Regions from separate parts of the Homo sapiens genome. Here region 2 is linked to region 1. A link is an interaction called in ENCODE POLR2A ChIA-PET data of the cell type or tissue named here. Cell type or tissue: PC-3. All regions are shown on one strand. Links, peaks and the distances in the headings refer to the core of each region. The heading gives the core; the rest is flanking DNA. Region 1 has its middle 51 kb from the start of LINC00856. Region 2 has its middle 83 kb from the start of RPS24.

Region 1 (4,388 bases), core at 157-4,156:
CAGCAGTCTCCCTGTGGGGGGCCGGGGATGGCTGTGTCATGGCTGCAGCCCCCAATTCACAGTTATTAAGCTAAATGACTGCCTCCCAAGCACAGTGGCACCAACCCTCCATCAGTTCACAGACCTCCCTGGGAGCTCTGCTTTCATCCCTCAGCGCCACCTCGCCTCCCTCCCTGGCCTTCAGAAGGTGGAAGGGCTGCTCTTCCCCACTGGCTGGGAAGGGAGAAGGCCTTCCTCTCAGGGAGGCAGGAAAGAGTTGATTAAGACAAACCCACAGCAATGCCTCCTCTCCCAGGGGCCCTGGTGTGAGGGCAGAGGATGCAGGTAGAGTCCTGGGCTGCACAACAGGCGCCTGGTTCTAGTCCTGGCCCAGCACTGATCCACTGGGGAAACCTGGGCCCGTCAGTCCTCCCTCTGTCTCAGCTTCCTCTCCAACAAATGGGGAAAATGACATTGATGTGTGGATAAAATATTTTCTTACTGGATAAGAAAGAGCTTTCAAGACAAACATTCTGCCTTTTGAGTGTTTTGGAAAATATATAAGCAATACAATTCTAGTTTTTCAAACAAACCTAGTAAGGAAGGGGTGACTCAGGTCAGCAACCCTCCTACTGGCACGAAGGGTCCCAGAAGTAAACAGTCTCTGACTCCATCCCATTTGTGTGTTTACAAATCTTAAATTACATGATCAAGAACCAGGGACCAGACAACCAGAACCTAGCCGTCACCAATTAAGAAGTCAGGATTAAGGACTCGTGGACTGACGGTAGATGCCAGTGGAAACGCTAATCCCTGTGAACCTTTCCAGGAACACATTGATACAGTGAATGTTTTCACTCAGCCAAGAAAGTCTCCTTGAAAGCTCTGCTCTTCTAGGAAGGCCTCCCAATTTCTCCTGTGCAACACTGCACGGGAGGGGTTTGCTAGTGTGTCTGTGTCTTTCCTAGATGTGAGTGCCTTTGGCTTGGAAACCACATCATTGCTGTGCCCCCAGAACCTGGCACAGTGCCTGGTGGGAGTAGGTGGTCAGGGAGCAAATGTGAATCAAAATTCTGTCTGAGCCCCTGCCGGGGCACATCAGTGATGTCCAGCAGCATCAGGCACTGTAGGGGATGCTGAGGACTGGTCTGATTATTGCTCCAAACGTGTGCCCTGGAGGAAAACGGAGAGTGGCTAACAGGGTTGGGCAGTGTGGACAGAAGGTGGGCATGTGAGGGACTCCAGGAAGGGGGTCAGGGGGCTTCTCAAGAGAGGCACTTGGCTTGGACTTTGAGGGATGGGCAGGCATTAGGCAGTTGGAGGAATGAGGGTATTCCAGGGGAGCAGAAACATGACTGAGTGCCTGGAGACTGCCAGGAACTTTATGAAGCATGTCCCGTTCTATCCTTCCCACACCGGTGTGTAGACAATATTATCTCCATCTTGCAGACGAGGAAGTGCAGGCTTTGCAAGGCTAGGTGATTTTTTTTATGTTCGCACACAGAGGTGGGTTTGAGTTCAGGTCTGTTCATCTAATGGGGACACTAGGACATGGGCAGAGACAGGAGAGGGTGTAGTCAGAGAGCAGAGGGGGACTAGGAAAAGGGACAGGCTAGAGACACTATGGGGCCTCTCCTTTCCAAAATAATTTCTCAGATCTCATATTTGGCCCTGGGGCTTCCAGCCTGATAGGTTAGATTTTGCCCCCATCAGACAGTAAGGAAACTAAGACTTAGAAAAGGGATGTGTTTTGCTGCTCTGCCAGAGATGGTTTAGGATAGGTACAGACAAAAAGGGGTGTCTCCACCAGGATGTCAGCTCTGCAAGGGTAGGGCTGCACTGGCTTGCTCAGCATCGCACCTCCAGGGTCAGAGTAGAGCCTGAGTCACAGCAAGCGCACAGTAAATGTTGCAAAATGAACATGTGAATAAATGTAGGGGACTTCCAAGGAGAGAGAGAGAGACAGAGAGAGACAGAGTATGTGTGTGTGTATGTGTGTATGTGTGTGTGTGTGAGTGACAGTTTGTGTATGTGTGTGTGTGAGAGACTGTGTGTGCATGTGTGTTTGTGTGAGAGAGAATGTGTGTGTGTTTGTGTGTGTGTTTTTGAGAGACAGTGTGTGTATGTGTGTGTGAGAGAGAAGTGTGTGTGTGTGAGACAGAGAGAGACTGTGTGTGTGTGAGAGAGAGACAGAGAGAGACTGTGTGTATGAGAAAGAGAGTGTGTGTGTGTATTTGTGAGAGAGAGAGAGAGAAAGAGAGAGAGAGAAGCTGACAGTGCTGCCTTTAGATGAAAACCTGGATGATCTTAGAAGTTCTCCAAAGGGTGCTTTCTCACCTGTAACACAGAGAGAGCTACAGGCAGTGAATTTATTAAGAGCTTGCTCTGTCCTGGAAACTGAGCAAGGCTCCAGGGACACAGACACACTAATCACACTAATCCTGTCATGGAGTTTATAGAATTTGTGGAAGACAAACACTCATTGCTCATCCAACAGATGGCAGAGGTGATGGGGCAGCATCCTAGGCCACGGGGAGAGAGTAGAGAATGAGATAGTCAAGGTCCCTATCCTCAGAAAGCTTACTTTTTTAGCTGGGGAGGACAGAGAATAAATCAGAAAGCAACCAAAACCAAAATGAAAATGAAACCAGAGGTGCCAGATGACCTGGGACAGTGACAATTGCAATGAAGATAACAAAAGAGGGGAAGAGTGATTGGTCTGGGGACTGGTGGAAAGAGGGTCAGGAAAGGCCTCTCCCAGCAGGTGCCATTTGAACTGAGTCCTGCTTGGTGCACCTAAGCCAGATGGGGAAGATTTGGAGAAAGAGCATTTCCAGTGGAGCAAACAGCATGTGCAAAGGCCCTGAGGTAGGTCTGGGCTTGCATTCTGAAGGAATAGAAGGAGGCTGCTGTGGCTGGAGCCCATTGAGTGATCAGGGGAGAGGAGGGAAGGAGAGGAGGCTGAGATGGAGAGGCGGGACCCATCATGCAGGGCTGTGCCTGGTGGGTGGAGTTTTTTAACTGCTACAGGAGGGATTTGGTCAGGCTAGCCATAACAGTCCAACATGTAAGTGTTGACAAAACAAGGAACTCTACTAATGAAGTGCTGCAAGAGGCTATGAAGGCGAAGTGTAAGATGCCATGGTAGCAATTGTGTCGCCAAGAGGAGAAGCAACAGGACCAGATGGGCTCCTTAAAAGGGACACACTGGAAGGGGGTGAGTGACGCAGCAGAGACATTAGTGCTGAGGTTGGCTGAAGCCAGAGTTAAGGAGGTGGCAGGGAGGATGCGCAAGTGTGAATAGATGGCTGAGTTTCCTTGGATCCGGTAGAATCTGCAGGCCTGGTTGGTCCCAAGACTGTCGTAAGAAAAGGAGGGCCATGCTGGGAGCTGGAAGAAACCTGCAGCAGGTTGGTGGTTGAATGGAGTCCCTTCACAAGTTCTGTCTATTGGAACCTCAGAATGTGACCTTATTTGGAATAAAGGTTTTTGCAGATGCAACTAAGGTAAGGATCTCAAGGTGAGATCATTCTGCATTAGGCTGGTCCCTAAATCCAATGACAAGTGTCCTCATAAGCAACAGAAAAGATGCTGAGACACAAGGAGGAAGGGAAATGAAGACAGAGGCAGAGATCTGAGTGATGTAGCCACAAGCCAAGGATCTCCAGGAGCCCCCAGAAGCTGGAAGAGGAAAGAACGGTTCTCCCCTGGAGCGTTCAGAGGGAGCCTGGTGCTCCTGACACTTTGATTTCAGACTTGTGGCCTCCAGAGCTGTAAGAGGTTGCATTTCTGTTGTGTTAAGCCACTAAGTTTGTGGTAATTTTCTGTGGCAGCCCTAAGAAACGCAGACAATGCCCTGTGAGAAGCCCCAGCTCATACTGCTCCTGTGATTATGGCTCTCTGCTTGGATCTGTTTTGAAGAGCTCTGCTCTGTTCCTATTTTGCTGCACTCCCCCCTCCTCTTCCCGCCCCCCCAACCATCTATATTAGAATAAGATTGAATTTTCTAGCTTGGGTTACTAAGCTTTCAGATCTCCAAAGTGTGGCCATTAATCAGCTGTCATGGGATGTCGTAAACAAGGGGCTTTAAAAACCATGTTTGCTTTTTAGGCTGATAATACTTGGAGGTGAAGCTGGGAGAGTTATACATAATGCATGCATTTTAATGGGCCACGCACTAGAGCCCTCTTTAGTCCGAATGATTCGTTTTAATGTTCAAAATAAATATCAGAGACAATTTGCCAACAAAGCCGATTTTCTCCGCCCGCCATTAACTTAATCTTTATACCTCAGCCTAATGACAGAGGGGCTGGGGGGCAGAAGGAGGGCTTTGGATTGCAAATAAGTGGGGAAAAGCAGTTGGCATGGTCACGGGCCATGGGGTGACTGCATGTCTCGGATTGTACAGG
Region 2 (4,388 bases), core at 107-4,106, 81 kb before region 1:
GGGAAAATGCCAGGGAACATTACTGGACAGTATTTAAATAATGTAACATCGAGATCTCCTAGCAAGGTTAACAGTACCATGCAGAATCATATATCAAAATTATGAATTTAGGGACTTCTCTTTTGTTTCCAAAACTTATTTCTTGGAACACCACTCATAGAATTTGTGTAAAGTATACTATGCATACGAACATGTTAATATTATTTTATTTGCAAGAATAACTCATTGATCACAGCAAAAAGAGCAACAAACACACAACAATAACATGACGACAGTTACATGTAAGATTGACTGATGTCAGACTTGATCCTCAACTCTGGATGTCAGCGTTTCCTATTTTTGGGAGTGGCTCGACATCAGTGAATTCCTTTGAACCAGTAATGTCTTTGAACTGATAAGCTCTAATTCTCACAGGAAAATTATGATATTTCTCTTGTTTTCTCAATTTTTCTCAGGGAATTGAGATTTGGAAAACATTTAGACTTCCTGAGAAATTTAAGTTTAGAAAGGAAATTTAAATTTAGAAAAGAATTTCTGAGTGGATACACTAGTCTGAAGGGAGGTGAAGATATGAGCTAAAGGATTTGGGGAAGGTAAATATAATTAGCAGCTGTAGGAATCCTAGTAGACTTCCGGTAGGAGCTGGCATTGGAGTTGGGCTGTGAAGGGTGGGCAGGATTTATGGATTGGAGGTGGGAGTAGGAGTAGGAGTAGGGAGGAAGGCATTCTGAGTGGAAGACGCAGCTTGAGCAAGAGAGACTGAGAAGTGGAAACTGGGGGATATACCGGGAAGGTAGATTCACCTCAAACAGTTTATGAAAGGGAGTGGTTGATGATAAGATCGAACAGGTACAGTAGGACTCAATCTTTGAGGGCTGGAGCAGAGCTCATATATCATTTGTACCACCCACCCTGCAAAGTAGGGCTGTCTGTTTCCATGTTATGACAAGGAAACAGAAGCTCACGAGTTAAGAAACTTGCTGAAGGTCTCAAAGGGAATAAAGGATATGAGTTAGGGAGTATGAACGCCAAAGAGCACATGTGATGTCTTGCTCAGCACAGACACTGAGAGTCTGTGGAATAAGATAGTCACTGGGGCTTTCTTAAATGTCTGTTGAGTTAAATTGATGTGTAGAAATTAGAGGGAGATAGATTTTGGTTCAGTATGAATAAACACGTTCAGGAAAAACAAACTTCAGTAACAAGTTGTTTTAACTTTTTTTTGTTATCTGTGTATCTGTCTAATGATCTGTGTATCTTTTATTTATTTCTTACTGATGCTGCGATTCGTAAGGAATGGTGGTTCCCTCTTTCTTTTGGCCACAAGGAAGCTTCATATCAAATTTGTAGCTCTATAGAATGGGATGGCTTACTTTTCTAACGTTAATCATGCTAGTCATATTCCTTGATTTATTTTGCTGTTCATTTTACCCCTTGGCGTTGGACACAACCATTCAAGCTGTCTCAAATTTGGATATAATTAACTAATTAATTGGGCACAGACTGAGAAATTCTAATAGTCAGATGTGTAAAATGGTATGTGCTGCCATGTGAAATCATGAGCTCACCATGAGCAGAGGTGTGTAAGAGGAGATTGGAAGAGCATTTGGCTCCAAGTTCCCTTCAGCTCCGAGATTTTCCGATTATAAAGAGTTGGAAATAGGTCACTGTTTCACTGCGCCCTCGAGCCATCCCCCAACAAACCTCACCCGAGTGCTGGTAAAAAAACATTCTCATCCTCTTACAGGCCCGAAGTCCTCTGGCCACACAGGCTAATGAGACTCTGGGACTTGGGGATCCAGGCTGCCCGGTACTGGGGCAACAGTGCAGTTGACATTAATAGCATGTGACTAGCAGTGGATTGATTAAACAGATGTTAAGGTTTTAGCTGATAATGATTCATTACTATTTGGGAGAAACCTGATAGGGATGCTCCCACTCTAAGAATTAATTAGTTTATGCTTCATCAGTCGTATTGAGCAGAGTGTAAACGGCCCTTCTGAGTACAGAGCTCTCCAGTTACAGGAATTACCATTCCTTCCACCCAGCAAGACATGGGAGCAGGGTGCTTCCTTCCATGGAGGAGCAGGCAGAAGGGGAGGGGAGTAGCAAGGAGATCAAGAGGCCTACATGCTTGATGCTTGCCCTCCAGGATCCATCTTGTTTTCCCCTCTGCCTATCATTTGGGGATGCTCTCATTTGCCACTCTCAATCCGTGCTACCATGGGGCTTCTCTCCAGCTCAAGCGAGGGGCCAGCATGTGACCAAGGCTGAGCTGGGCCAGTCATTGCACTGCATTAACTGGGCAATGGTGATTGGCTCAGTGATGTATATGTGAGACCCAATCAGATGCTCTGAGGCTCAATGAGACATTTGCTGGGAATTTAGGGAAAGCTGTTCTCTCACTTTTCCTGAAGGGGATGTAAGGCAGGAGCTGCAGCGGCTATTTTAATTCCAGCCTTGAAGCCATCGAGTCATTCCCAGCCTTTGAACCTCTTCAGCTGGTGCCACATGGAGCAGAGACAACTGTCCCCATCAAGACCTGTCCAAATTGCAGATTTGCAAGCAAAAATAAGACTCCTCCCTGCAACAGCCCCCCAGACAGTCTCACTGTCGCCCAGGCTGGAGTGCAGTGGTGCAATCTTTGTCCACTGCAGCCTTCCTCTCCTGGATTCAAGCGATTCTCATGCCTCAGCCTCCTGAGTAGCTGGGATTACAGGCCTGCGCCACCACACCCAGCTAATTTTTGTATTTCTAGTAGAGACAGGGTTTCGTCTTGTTGGCCAGGCTGGTCTCGAACTCCTGGCCTCAAATGATCTGCCTGTCTCAGCCTCCCAATGTGCTGGGGTTACAGGCATAAGCCACCACGCCTGGCCAAGACCATTGTTGTTTTGTTTTAAGCCACTGTTTGTGGTGATTTGTCACTCAGCAACTGGTAACTGGAACAGCTCATGTCTTATATTTTGGACTGTAGACGAATCTTTCCTTATTGCGAACCTGATCATCTTACTCTTCTGTTTAAAAAACTCTCACAAGCCTGTAGGTTAAAGGCCAACACTTTTGTGTGTTATTCACAATACCTTTCTGGATCTACCTCAGATCTCACTGCCTTTCCTTTCCTTTCAGGCATCCTGTCCTTCTGTTACACAGAACTGTTTGTAGTCTCCTAAACAGCTCGTGCTCTCTCAGGCCTCTGTGTCTTCGTGCATGCTGTTCCCTCTGTCTGAAATGCCTGTCCCATCACTGTCAGAAGACATCTCTCTGATGAAGTTCCTCTCTCGCCTTTTCTTTAGACTTCTTGGGTGAATCACTGGATTCTTTCCTCAATTGTTTTTGCACATATACTTTATGGAGAATTTCCTTGACTGTCTTCTAACCCTTATGGAAAATTTTATTTCAATAATCTTATTTTAAATTTCCAACAACTTTTTTCTTGTTCTGTTTTTCATCATACTTTGTACTTGTTTCATGTCTTATGTCTCTTGCTTCTTGAATTAAATATCCTCTTGAATCTCTCTGCTTTTCTTTCCTTTCCTTTTCTTTTTTTTTTGAGACAGAGCCTTGCTCTGTCACCTAGGCTGGAGTGCAGTGGCGTGATCTCGGCTCACCTCCACCTTCTGGGTTCAAGCCATTCTCATGTCTCAGACTCCCTATTAGTTGGGATTACAGGAATACACCACCATGCCCGGCTAATTTTTGTATTTTTGGTAGAGATGGGGTTTCGCCATGTTGGCCAGGCTTGTCTTGAACTTCCGACCTCAGGTGATCTGCCCACCTTAGACTCCCAAAGTGCTGAGATTACAGGCATGAGCCATCGTGCCTGGCCTCTCTCTGCTTTTCCATTTACTGAATTATCATAGCTTCTGACAGAGATTCTTTGCTTGACAAAATGTAGGTGTCTGAACTTTTTCTTAGGCCCATCTGTGTGCTTCCTTGCAAAGTTCTATTTTGGCAAAGAGCCTTGTGCTAAGTTAGTTTAGCAAGAATCCCTCACCCTTGATACTTGATCACTCATGAATCTGATAAAAAAAATCCTTGCTCCTTACCCAGGGTATCTGATTACCTGGACTGCCTTCAGCAGAAATCCTTTTAGAGTGTTTCAGCCAGAATTCTCCCACACTTGATGCCTCCTTAGTAATTTTCTGTTCACTGACCTCCTTCCTCCTTGGCTATAAATCTGCACTTGTCCTTGCTGTATTTGGAATGGAGCCTAGTTCTATTCTGGGGACTCTTTTCCCCAATTGCAATAGTACTGAATAAAATTTGCCTTTACCACTTTAACTTCTGTCTGGCTCTGCTTTTTAGAGATGCTTCCTCAAAGATCTGTTTTTCTGTCTCTTGGTCTCTTGCTTTTGGTGTTGGAGGCTTGCCTCAAATGGCTGAGGATC

Evidence for each region. ChIA-PET counts read pairs that join two places held together with the same protein. Peaks named below come from ENCODE experiments on the same cell type or tissue, not always from the same donor. Only the 100,000 strongest peaks of a DNase experiment are listed, where the experiment ranks them.
Region 2: POLR2A ChIA-PET joins it to region 1 with 6 read pairs; 2 of 35 experiments call an interaction of 5 or more read pairs at or near these places.

The regions. Positions count from the first base shown.
Region 1 is chr10:78,195,214-78,199,601 of GRCh38, forward strand. No RefSeq gene overlaps it. Among named protein-coding and RNA genes, the nearest start is that of LINC00856, 51 kb to the right of the region's middle. In PC-3, for the core only: no CTCF peak of the experiment used is centred there; a DNase peak (open chromatin) is centred at 1,878; H3K27me3 peaks cover 2,455 bases.
Region 2 is chr10:78,114,637-78,119,024 of GRCh38, forward strand. No RefSeq gene overlaps it. Among named protein-coding and RNA genes, the nearest start is that of RPS24, 83 kb to the left of the region's middle. In PC-3, for the core only: no CTCF peak of the experiment used is centred there; no DNase peak of the experiment used is centred there; H3K27me3 peaks cover 3,900 bases.